Regions from separate parts of the Homo sapiens genome. Here region 1 is linked to region 2. Evidence: chromatin contacts called from ENCODE POLR2A ChIA-PET data. All regions are on one chromosome and are shown on one strand. The core of a region is the stretch at or near the end of the contact, and the rest is flanking DNA. Distances in the headings are between cores, read along the strand shown. Region 1 holds the start of SMARCD2 (SWI/SNF related BAF chromatin remodeling complex subunit D2). Region 2 holds the start of LUC7L3 (LUC7 like 3 pre-mRNA splicing factor).

What was found. ChIA-PET counts read pairs that join two places held with the same protein, here RNA polymerase II (POLR2A).
Region 1: POLR2A ChIA-PET joins it to region 2 with 19 read pairs in naive thymus-derived CD4-positive, alpha-beta T cell. The contact joins the promoter of SMARCD2 here to the promoter of LUC7L3 in region 2. POLR2A ChIA-PET finds 5 or more read pairs at or near these places in 2 of 52 experiments (activated B cell and naive thymus-derived CD4-positive, alpha-beta T cell).

What each region holds. Positions count from the first base shown.
Region 1 is chr17:63,838,762-63,844,275 of GRCh38, reverse strand. It overlaps SMARCD2 (SWI/SNF related BAF chromatin remodeling complex subunit D2), which reads left to right and starts at 1,591. Exons shown (of 13, transcript NM_001098426.2): 1 at 1,591-1,817. The coding sequence starts at 1,602. RefSeq lists silencers at 1,099-1,268, 1,639-1,868, 4,693-4,987 and enhancers at 2,589-2,668, 4,693-4,987.
Region 2 is chr17:50,717,199-50,722,669 of GRCh38, reverse strand. LUC7L3 (LUC7 like 3 pre-mRNA splicing factor) reads right to left here and starts at 3,067. Exons shown (of 10, transcript NM_016424.5): 1 at 2,839-3,067. The coding sequence starts at 2,937. RefSeq lists silencers at 2,731-2,790, 3,131-3,360 and an enhancer at 2,961-3,100.

The DNA of each region.
Region 1 (5,514 bases), core at 342-2,841, about 13 Mb before region 2:
TGGAAAAATAAAGCAATTATAGTAAAAAAACTAAAAAAAAAAAAAAGTCTAGATCCCGGCTTCTTGACAGTGTGGTCTGAGAAGCAACAGCATCGCTGGCAGCTTGTTACAAATGCAGAGTCCTGGGCCCTGCCACAATCTGCATTTTTAATAAGAGCCTCGAGTGTTTTTTATGTGCTCATTAAAGTTTAAGCAGCACTGGTCCATATCACGGCGAGGAGATCCAGACCATCAGAGGGTAGGCTCCCTGGCACAGCTGACGCATTTTTGAATACTTTGATACAGCACAGTGTACCTGAAAAGATACTGCATTTTTGAAAATTAAGTGCTATAAATACTGGAGAAAGACCTCTTTTTTTAAACTGCGGGGAGGTTTCTCATAAGCCAAATTTCTTTTGACTAGAAGCATTTTCTGGGGAGTAAAGTACCAGGCTTCCTTAAAGTGAGGCGGAGCCACGTTAAAAATGTGCGGTAGAACTCAGCCTTGGCCAAGTCGACCGTTCACCAGCTGGGTCAAGTCTGGAGCCTCCTAGGTCCCTTGGCAGTTCCGAGCTACCAGCATGAGCTTTTACAGGAAGTTGAGTTGGCTGCTGTTCTGCCCCACAGAGCAGCTGAGTCTTTTTTTTTTTTTTTTTTTTTTTTGATGAGTTTCACTCTTGCCGCCCAGGCTGGAGTGCAGTGGGGCGATCTCGGCTCATTGCAACCTCTGCCTCCAAGGTTCAAGCGATTCTCCTGCCTCAGCCTGCCGAGTAGCTTGGATTACAGGCGCCCGTCACCACACTCGGCTAATTTTTGTATTTTTAGTAGAGACGGGGTTTTCACCATGTTGGCCAGGCTGGTCTCGAACTTCTGACCTCAGGGGATCCGCCCGCCTCAGCCTCCCAAAGCGCTGGGATTACAGGCGTGAGCCACAGCTACCGACTCTGAGTTGAGTCTTTAACGCCGAAGATGCAGAAAGGAGACTTGACAAAACTATTTTCGGGGAGTGTGGCCGCGGAATTCGGTGAGGGTGCTATACCGGGAGAGAGTAGTAGCAACGGCTCATTCACTGTGAAGCCCCTAAGTGACCTTAGACCTCTGACCCCGCGCCTCACTCGGCGCTTCCGCGCGCAGCTTCCGCTCCCGCCCCTCCGACGAAAGGCTGGGCCAAAGGTGGGGGGGTGGGGCTCTGAGGTCGGCAGTTAGGGGCGGTGCCCGCTGGGGGCGGGTCTCGCGAGGGGCAGGATTCGAGGAGGCACTCGAGCATTGGGCACCAGGTAGAGGCGGGGCCTAGTGCTGGGCTGGGTTGGGCGGGGCAGGGAGTTCGTAGCCGCCTCTGGGTAACTCGACTCGGGCGGCCAAACCTCCGGAGGCCGGGGACGGAAGGCGGGCCCGCAGCAGATCCTGGATCCGGAATCTCCCGGGCAGGAGCGGAATCTGTCCCGAACCGGGTCTGTGAGGAACTCGCGAACTTGGATTAGGAAATCCCGGAGCCCGGATCGACAAATCCCGGAACCCGGAATTAAGATCGCCAAGTCCCGGATCGCGGAGCACAGAGCACGGAGTGGACTCGACGCGGAGCCCGGAGTCCGGATCGCGGCACCGCGGGACGGGACGGAGCGATGTCGGGCCGAGGCGCGGGCGGGTTCCCGCTGCCCCCGCTAAGCCCTGGCGGCGGCGCCGTGGCTGCGGCCCTGGGAGCGCCGCCTCCCCCCGCGGGACCCGGCATGCTGCCCGGACCGGCGCTCCGGGGACCGGGTCCGGCAGGAGGCGTGGGGGGCCCCGGGGCCGCCGCCTTCCGCCCCATGGGCCCCGCGGGCCCCGCGGCGCAGTACCAGGTGAGCAAGGAGGACGCGAGCGGACGGGGGCGAGAGGCGCTGCGAGGGCGCCCGGGCCGGCGGCTGAAGGGGCCTCGAGTGAGGGCCCTGGGGAATGCATGAGGAACTCCGGGAGACGGTGGAGGGCGGGCCGGGACCCTCGGGCTGCGGCGGGTCGCGGTGGAGAAGTGGGAAGGGGAAGCAGGTTCTGCAGCGGAGGGCTGGAAGCAGCTGGGAGGCCTGGGGGCTTCCGCGGCACAGGGATTCCGAGTGACTGGGAGATGGAGGAGTTTGGGGAGCCAGTGAATTGTGGCGGGTGGGTTGAGAAGTCTAGGGTAGGAGGGCTGGAAAGTGATGAGAAAGTTTGGGAAAGGGCCCTCGCTGAGAAACCGGGGTTACCCTGCATCGGCCTTGGTCCCAGTCCAAGTCTGCCCTGTTTTTTCTGATTGGGAACTGGCGGAGCTCTAGCGTGTCTGAGATGGCTCCCGGCTGCTAATAAGGAGGAAGGAGCCTGGCTTCCCACGGGCACGGGACGCTGAGGCTAGGGCCAGGGGATTCCAGCTTGTGCACGGGCGGACTTTACTCCTGAGGCAGGGCCAGGCGCCTTCGCTGGGAGGACTCCAGCTTAGACCAGAGACGGTGGTGGCCTGGCCTGAGGGGAGGCCCAGCCCAGTCACAGGCCGGCTCTCTTCTGGGCTTTCTGCCTCCTGTCATCGTGTCCGGGAGTTGATTAGTCTGGACGTGCAGAGTGGAGCCCTGCTGGTCTGGGGCCGGAGGAGTCTGCGAGAGTTGCTTCAAAGAGTGCTGTCCTGACCCCTTTGGGGTTTTGAGAGCTGCTCAGATTGCAGCTTCAAAAGCCCTTGCAAAGCAGCGACTTCTGCTCAGTGTGTGAGGACCTCAGCCTGACCCTGCCAGTGCTCTAGTCTGCTGTTCAGGTTGCCCCAGAGGGCTTGGAAACTGTGCCCATCTGCCTTGTCACCCTCTCTGCATTTTTATTTGGCCTTCAGGTTCTAACTCCACCACGTCCGAAGCCATGTGCCCAAGCATTTGACACTGGCTTCTTGCTCATCTACGGGTTTGCTGTGGGCTTCCTCTGTTTTCGACTCATGTCTCCAGGCAGAGGTCCTTAGGGATCCTCGTGGAGTATACACAGCCTACCTGCCCCACTGGGCCCTCACTTCTAAGGAGATGGCTTAACTAGGGACAGTGACTGGATTTTTTTTTCCTTCTTACTCCTCATTCTTCCTCCTTTCTCAAGAGAAAAGAGAGTCTGGGTATGGGCAGAGACAGACCTGGTCCCAGGGATTCCAGCTGGGGCTCATCTCTCCCACCTTGCTGTCCCCGTTGGGGATTCATGGGCCCAGGGTGTTGCTGAGGGCTCCCTGCATCATTCATTGTAGCCCTTGGGCCTGCCCACTGAGACCTGGCCTGGGCACCATCTGTGGGCCTTTGGCCTTGGAAGGACCTGGAACAGACAAGCCGCTCCAGTTTCCTTGGCATGCAAGCCATAGGAAATGTGCCCTTGGGACAGCCCCTGAGAGGATGGATTCCACATGTTTTGGTGGGGGGTGGCCTTGGGCCTGTGGCAAGGCCAAGCTGGCTGGCTGGTTAGGCCTGGGCTGCTAGCTGTGCGGAAGTAGGAGATGGCCCTGAGTCTGGGTTTCCCATCCCACTAGCTTTCCTCCTCCTGGCAGGAGAGGTAGATGGGAAGGAGAACCCAGCCAGCTAACTTTGGCTGAGTTTGAAGAGGATCCTATTTGCCTTCTTTCCAAGTCCAGTTGTATGACTGCCAGGAGAAGGGACTTGAGATCTGGGAAACAAAGGGGTTCCTGTCTGTTAGGGCTCATGAGATGCACTTGAAAAGTGAGAATTTGAGGCCCAAGCTGAGCAAATAGTTGAAAGAAGGGAAGTGATGACCTCCCTTCCTCCAGAGGGTGGTTCTAGCTGTGGATCACAGTTAACAGAGGAACCTAAAAAAAGAAAAAGAAAAGAAAAAAACCTCCAGGGCAGGATATGGTGGGCTCACACCTGTAATCCTAGCACTTTGGGAGGCCCAGACAGAAGGATTACTTGAGACCAGGAGTTCAAGACCAGCCTAAGCAACATAGTGAGACCATCATCTCTTAAAAAAAAAAAAAAAAATTTAGCCAAGCATGGTGGTGTGCGCTTATGGTCCCAGCTACTCAGGATGCTGTGGCAGGAGGATTGCTTGAGTCCAGGAGTTCAAGGCTGCATTGAGCTATGATCCTGCCACTGCACTCCAGCCTGGGCAACAAAATAACAAAAACCTCAGATTGCTGGGTTCACTCCAGAGAGTTCAAAAAGTTCAAAAAAAAAATTTTTTTTTTTCTGATACGGAGTCTCACTCTGTCGCCCAGGCTGGAGTGCAGTGACATGATCTCAGCTCACTGCAACCTCCGCCTCCCAGGTTCAAACAATCCTCTGCCTCAAGCCTCCTGAGTAGCTGGGATTACAGGCGCCCACCACCACGCCCGGCTAATTTTTTTGTATTTTTAGTAGAGACGAGGTTTCACCATCTTGGCCAGGATGGTCTCGAACTCCTGACCTTGTGATCCACCCGCCTCGGCCTCCCAAAGTGCTGGGATTATAGGCGTGAGCCACTGCACCCGGCCTCAAAATCCTTTTTACTCATGGGAGAGTGGGTGGTATGTTCCCCAACTGAGGCCCTCAGGCCCAGGTTCCAGGAGCATCAGGGCCACATTTGGGGCAGGGCAAAGCACGCTCACCGGAGCCCTGGATTCCTCATCTGGGGTTCAGGGGATTGATCCAGGCCTACCTGGTCCTGCTGCAGGCAGGGAGTTAGGGAGGCTCAGAGTGCTGGACTGCTTTTTTTTTTTTCTTTAACTCCTGAGTTGTTTTTTTTTGTTTGTTTTGTTTTGTTTTGTTTTTTGAAGTGGGAGGAGTTGCTAGCGCCTATAAGCCCTATGGAGCTTGGCAAGGCTCAGCTGGGACTTGAACTATAAGCAGCCTTCCCCTGGGGCCCTGAGTGAGCCAGGGGCTCTGGGCCCAGGAAACCTGGAGCAGATGTCTGGGTGGAGCCTATTCCAGACCCTGCCTATGAGGCCTTGTCTTGGGACTTCCTGTTACCGGAGCACCTGCCCAGGAGGGATGGGTGGTGCTGCAGGTTTTGTGAACACTGCAGCAGGGAGCTTCCTGGGGACCACAGGGCCCTCGCTCACCTCTGCAGGACCCACTGCTTCAGTTCTTCCCTGTCTTTGTCTCAGGCACTAGGAAAAACTAGTCTGGGATGTCTGGGCCTGGGCTTACAGCTGTAGCCACACTTAGTTTTTTTCTATAATCTCAGGCCAGAGAAAGAACAATCTTTAAGGCAGAGAAAGAGGCTGTCTTTTGCCTTTCAACAGCTCTGATTAATCTCTTCCTGATGCAGAGAGACTTTGGCAGGACTCCCAAAGCCCCAGAGCCCCCCACTTTGAACTTTTTATTCTCCCAAACACTTCCGTCCCACCCTGCTCCTCCTCTCCCCATCCTCACGTCTGTGGGTCATGTTTCTTTCCATCTCCGCATCTGGTCAAGAATCTGACCCTCTGTGTTGGGAACATGGGTTTAGTGCGGGATGAAGAGGTTGGGGAAGAATCTCATCTCCATGATGCTGGGGTGGGGGAGGGTCCTTTGATTTGGTACAAGTCTCCACCCTGCCGGGCTTGGTTGGCTGGTTGTGCTCGTTGCATAATCTGGG
Region 2 (5,471 bases), core at 1,818-4,317:
TGCTCACTTATTACCCATCATGAAAAGGAGAAAAAAGTACAGTATTAGAATCTACTACCAAATTAATACCAATTAAGATTTAATTGTGCAGATATGCACAATTAAAAGCCCAGGACTAATCAGGATGGGTCAGGAAACAGTAGGTCACAAACTTTAGAATGCATAAGAGGAGCCGGCCGGGCGCGGTGGCTCGCGCCTGTAATCCCAGCACTTTGGGAGGCCGAGGCGGGCAGATCACGAGGTCAATAGATCGAGACCATCCTGGCCAACATGGTGAAACCCCATCTCTATTAAAAATATAAAAATTAGCTGGGCGTGGTGGAGGGCGCCTGTAGTTCCAGCTACTGGGGAGGCTGAAGCAGGAGAATCGCTTGAACCCGGGAGGCGGAGGGTGCAATGAGCCAAAATCACGCCATTGCACTCCAGCCTGGGAGACAGAGCAAGACGCCGTCTCAAAAAAAAAAAAAAAAAAAAAAAAGAATGCATAAGAGGAGCCATAAAAAATGCAGATACTGGGACCCTTCCCCAAGACAGACAGAATCTGACTCTCTGGGAAGGGGAGTTGAAGGGGTTGAAGTACAGAAATATGCATTTAAAACAAATTCCACAGGTCAAATACAGCTATCTAGGGACTACCTTTAATACTAGGTAAAGTTAGCATTTTGACTGTTAAATACTTACAGATGCCACGGCAACTGTCTTTTAATTAATGGTTGCTTCCTTTCCTTATTTTGGTATTTATCTCTATTCCAAAAAAAAAAACAAGGGCCCCATCCAGCTGAAATGGCTTCTTCCATTTAATGCAAGTATGGCCAAGAAAAATTTCCAGATAGAACAGGAATGCAAAAATATGTTAAAATATTAGGCTATAGAAAAGGTGACTCCTTTTCAGCATATAATGGGTTTGCCCATCCCTGCAGGTTTAGCACTAACAGCCAACAGTACAAGAATATGCAGATGACCCGGAAACGATATCAACAGCTTCCCCAGCTTCATTATACAATAATTCCACCTATTTAGATGAGACCATGTGCTTTGTTTTTGCTCAACACTACCAACATTTTCCCTGCAGATATCAATCTGAAATGCCAGTAACTGACTTGAAATCCTTCAATCTAGAGTGAAGTGCAATCTGTCATTAAGGCATTAAATACTTTAGTAATAAACACTGAAAGTTAAAATTAGTGAAAAGTACTAAAACTGAAAGCAAAGCAGATTACGGCTGAGATGACATAAAACCTAAATTGCTATTCTGAGGGCCTCATCATTGAAGAGTCATAAACCCATCACATACAATGCAATGTGGCAACAAATTACCCCGGGAAAGAAAACAGTTTCTCTAAAACGTGTTCAAAGTCAAGGGTGCAGAGATACAAGGCTGTTCCAACTGATAAGGAGTGCAATGGAAAGCATTTTTCTCTTGAATTCAAAATATACAAATAACCTATTGAACATAAGCCAAATCGCCATAATGTTTTGGTTTTTTACCTTACTTAGGATTTTGAGCGTTATTCCTAACACATTTGCAAAGTTTAGACTGAAAGGTTACAGAGTCAGGTAGTTAAAAAAAAAAAAAGTTACTTCGCTATAACAAAGATGCCTACAAAAGAAAGATGGTCAAGGTAAGCAGTTCCTTAGTCTCCTATTGTGACAAATGGTCGGGGGGATGGGGAGCCTAAATGTTAAAAACAAAAAACCCACCTCTTAAAAACAATAAATTCTACTCTAAGAATGTTTCATACTACTTTGGAATCAGTTAGCACCCCAACACAACTTGAGCCAAACTTACTCTTTCTTAAAGTCCTAAAAGGAGTCATCTAGCACCAACTTGCTTTCCTACACTGCAAAAAAGAAATTTTACCTTAACCAAAGCCTACGTTTAAAAAGAGTAAGAAAACAGTTTTCTAAAGAAGCATGCATTACCTGAACTATTCCTTCCTATTTTGATTAGCAATTGTTTTAAAATTAGCATGTTAGATTATAACCTCAAAGTAAAATTAAATTCTGTATCTATTCTCCAGATAAGACCTAAAGTAAACATTACACTGCATGTTCAAAACTAGATCAAAACACTTGAAATGCTACAGTAGGTGCAGAGAACCAGTTTCATAGGATTGTGGAAAGCTAACAGAACTACAAAGATTAGTTTCCTCAGTTGCCAAGACTTTGGGTGAGCCTTTTTAAGTCTCACCAGTGAAACTGGGGTTATAATATTTACCTTTACTCCCCGGGCTAAGAGCATCAAATGAGTTTTATGTGGAAGAAAAAACCTTGACAGCTGCCTCTATAAGGGACTTCTTAGAATACTGTTAACGAACAATACTTGTAAATCATCACGGTAAACCCTAACAAGTAAACGACTTCTTTTACATTTCTATTTCCCCGTATAAGCGTCATGCTGTAATTACTTAAATAAAATACCGCCACGATTTTTACCATGAATCCTGGTCAGAAATTTTAGTCTAAATACGACGTTCAACCCAAACTATAGAAAAATGTGCCCTTCTCCCTATTTCATAATGAGGTGAAACCTCGGAGCCGCTAGATTTAATAAGACGCTGCTATCCTTCTTTCCCGCGTTTCCCCGCCTCATCAAGGTGCTTTTCAATTATGCCAAGGGCTCTCCCGGACCCCCTTGATACTAGAACAACAAAACCAAATCACCCCCATCCCCGGGTCCGGACAGCATCCTCCCTCCTGGCTCCATGGGCACCGGGTCAGACGCTCGACCCCGGGTGCGGCCCTGGCCACATCGCGCCGCGGCCAGGAGGGCCACAGCCCGCGCCCGCTCCCCTCCCCCACGGAGCCCGGGCTCAGGCCAAGGCCCGCGGGACTTACGCTCTCGTGGTCCCACCGCACGTTGCTGCGCTTCTCGTCCGGGGCTAGGTTTCGGTCCCGGCCCATTAACTCATCCAACAACTGCGCGGCCGAAATCATGGTGCTTCCTTCGGGCGGCTGTTCCCACCAGCCCAGGCACCCGCCAACGAAAACACGGGCGACACCGTCGCCAATCTCCTCGGCCCGCTCTCAGGCCGAAATCCCTCCTACACACAGGAGCCGACAAGACAAAATGGCCGCCGCGCGGACGCCTTCCCAGCATGCCGTGCGCCCGTGGGACACGCCCAGGCCCGGGCGGAGAGGGCGAGCTCGGCTTCCGCCGTCCGGGGGCGGGGCCCGCGGAGGCCGGGTAGGGACTCCGCCCCTGTCTAGAGGCCGCGGGGACGGGTAGCCTCTGCCCGCGCGCCTCCCCAAGCGCCCGGTTTTCCCGAGCTTCTTCACGGTGAGAAATTGGAGCCTAGGTCTTGAAGCCTGGACACCGCTTCAAAATGGAGAAAGTGTCTCCTTTAGTCCACGTGGTGCACATGGTGCCTCATGCAGCGGAGGAAACTGAAGATTACGGCTTCCGACTCCATTTTCCTAGTCGCTGTGCTCACGCCTCTTGCACCTGGCTTTGTCCTCCCGCCCTGAGTCTCCTGATTAACAGGATGGGAAATCGAGGCAAGAAGAGACAAGGCGGCTTCTAAAATACGGGGATTCAGTCCTACACCAAATGTCTCCCAGTGTGGAATTTTTTAAAAAGATATTGATCCAGTAGGCCAGGTGAGGTGGCTCACGCCTGTAATCACAGCACTTTGGGAGGCCGAAGCGGGCGGATCACCTGAGGTCGGGAGTTCGAGATCAGCCTGACCAACATGGAGAAACCCCGTCTCCACTAAAAATACAAAATTAGGTTGGCGTGGTGGCGCATGCCTGTAATCCCAACTACTCAGGGGGCTGAGGCTGGAGAATCGCTTGAACCCGGGAGGCGGAGGTCGCGGTGAGCCGAGATCGCGCCATTGCACTCCAGTCTGGACAACAAGAGCAAAACTCCATCTCAAAAAAAAAAAAAAAAAAAAAAAAAATATATATATATATATATATATATATACACACACACACACACACACACATACACACACACACACACACATATATATAGATAGGTAGATCCATTTATTCAACAAATGGTATGTGCCAGGCACTGTGCTTAAAGCTAAACTCAGAACCTTTCAGACAGTCCATGCTCCCGCAGACCTGTGCATTGGCGAGGGGAGATAATCGCTGAAGAAATAAAGTCACAAATATATCAACGTATGTTGGGATAATGCTTTAGCACAGTTAAGGGTATGGTCTCTAAAGCCAGATTGCCTGGGTTCGTAATCCCAGCTCTGCCGCTCTGTGCCTTTGTTTCCTTTTCTGTAAAATGGGGTTTACAATAGTCCTCCCCCGGCCCCCAGCCACGATGCTATTGTGAAGATTAAATGAGTTTATACAATGTAAGGCACTACACATTGATAACAAGCCCAACACTTTTATTTTTGGGGGGACTGGGTCTGGCCCTGTCACCCAGGCTGGAGTGCAATGGCACGATCTCAGCTCACTGCAGCTTCAACCTCCCGGGCTCAGGCGACCCCCTCGCCTCAACCTCCCCAGTAGCTGGGACTACAGGCGCATGCCACCACGCCCGGCTAAGTTTTTGTATTTTTGGTAGAGACGGGGTTTCGCCAAGTTGCCCAGGCTGGTCTTGAACTCCTGAGCTCAAATAATCCACCCACCTCAGCCTCCCAAAGTGTTGGGATTACAGGCGTGAACCACCGCGCCCGGTCGTGGACACCTCTTTTTAAGAAGGAAAGCAGCAAAATAGGGTGAGAACTCAAAGGAGGTATGGGACATGAAGCCTTTTTTTTTTTTTTTTTTTTTTTTTGAGCTATCGCTCAGGCTGGAGTGCAGTGGTACCATCTTGGCTCACTGCAACCTCTGCCTCCCGGGTTCAAGTTTATCCTGCCGCAGCCTCCTGAGTAGCTGGGATTACAAGCACCCGCCACCACGCCCAGCTAATTTTTGTACTTTTAGTAGAGACGGAGTTTCGCCATGTTGGCCAGGCTGATCTCAAACTCCTGACCTCAGGTGATCCACCTGCCTCGACCTCCCAAAGTTCCCAAAGTGCTGGGATTACAGGCGTGAGCCACCAAGTGGGGCTGGAGCCTTTTTGAAGATAGGAAATTAGAGGCTAGACATGGTGGCTCACGCCATAATCCCACTACTTTAGGGAGGCAGAGGCAGGGAGATAGCTTGAGGCCAGGAGTTTAAGACCTGCCTGGGCAACATAACAAGACGCCATTCTCCACAAAAAGGAAAAAAAAAGAAAAGACCAAAAAAAAAAAAACCCCAAACGTAGGAAATGAGAGAATGTTTAATGTTGGGGATATTCCAGTAGAGAGGTGGAAAATAAAAGAAGGGGATAGTTAATGACTTAAAATCTTAAAAAGGTAACGGGTTGGGTCCTGGCGTGGTGACTCACGCCTGGAATCCTAGCACTTTGGGAGGCAGAGGTGGGTCATTTGAGGTCATGGGTTCGAGACCAGCCTGGCCAACATGGGGAAACCCTGTCTCTACTAAAAACACAAAGGATAGCCAGGCGTGGTGGTGGC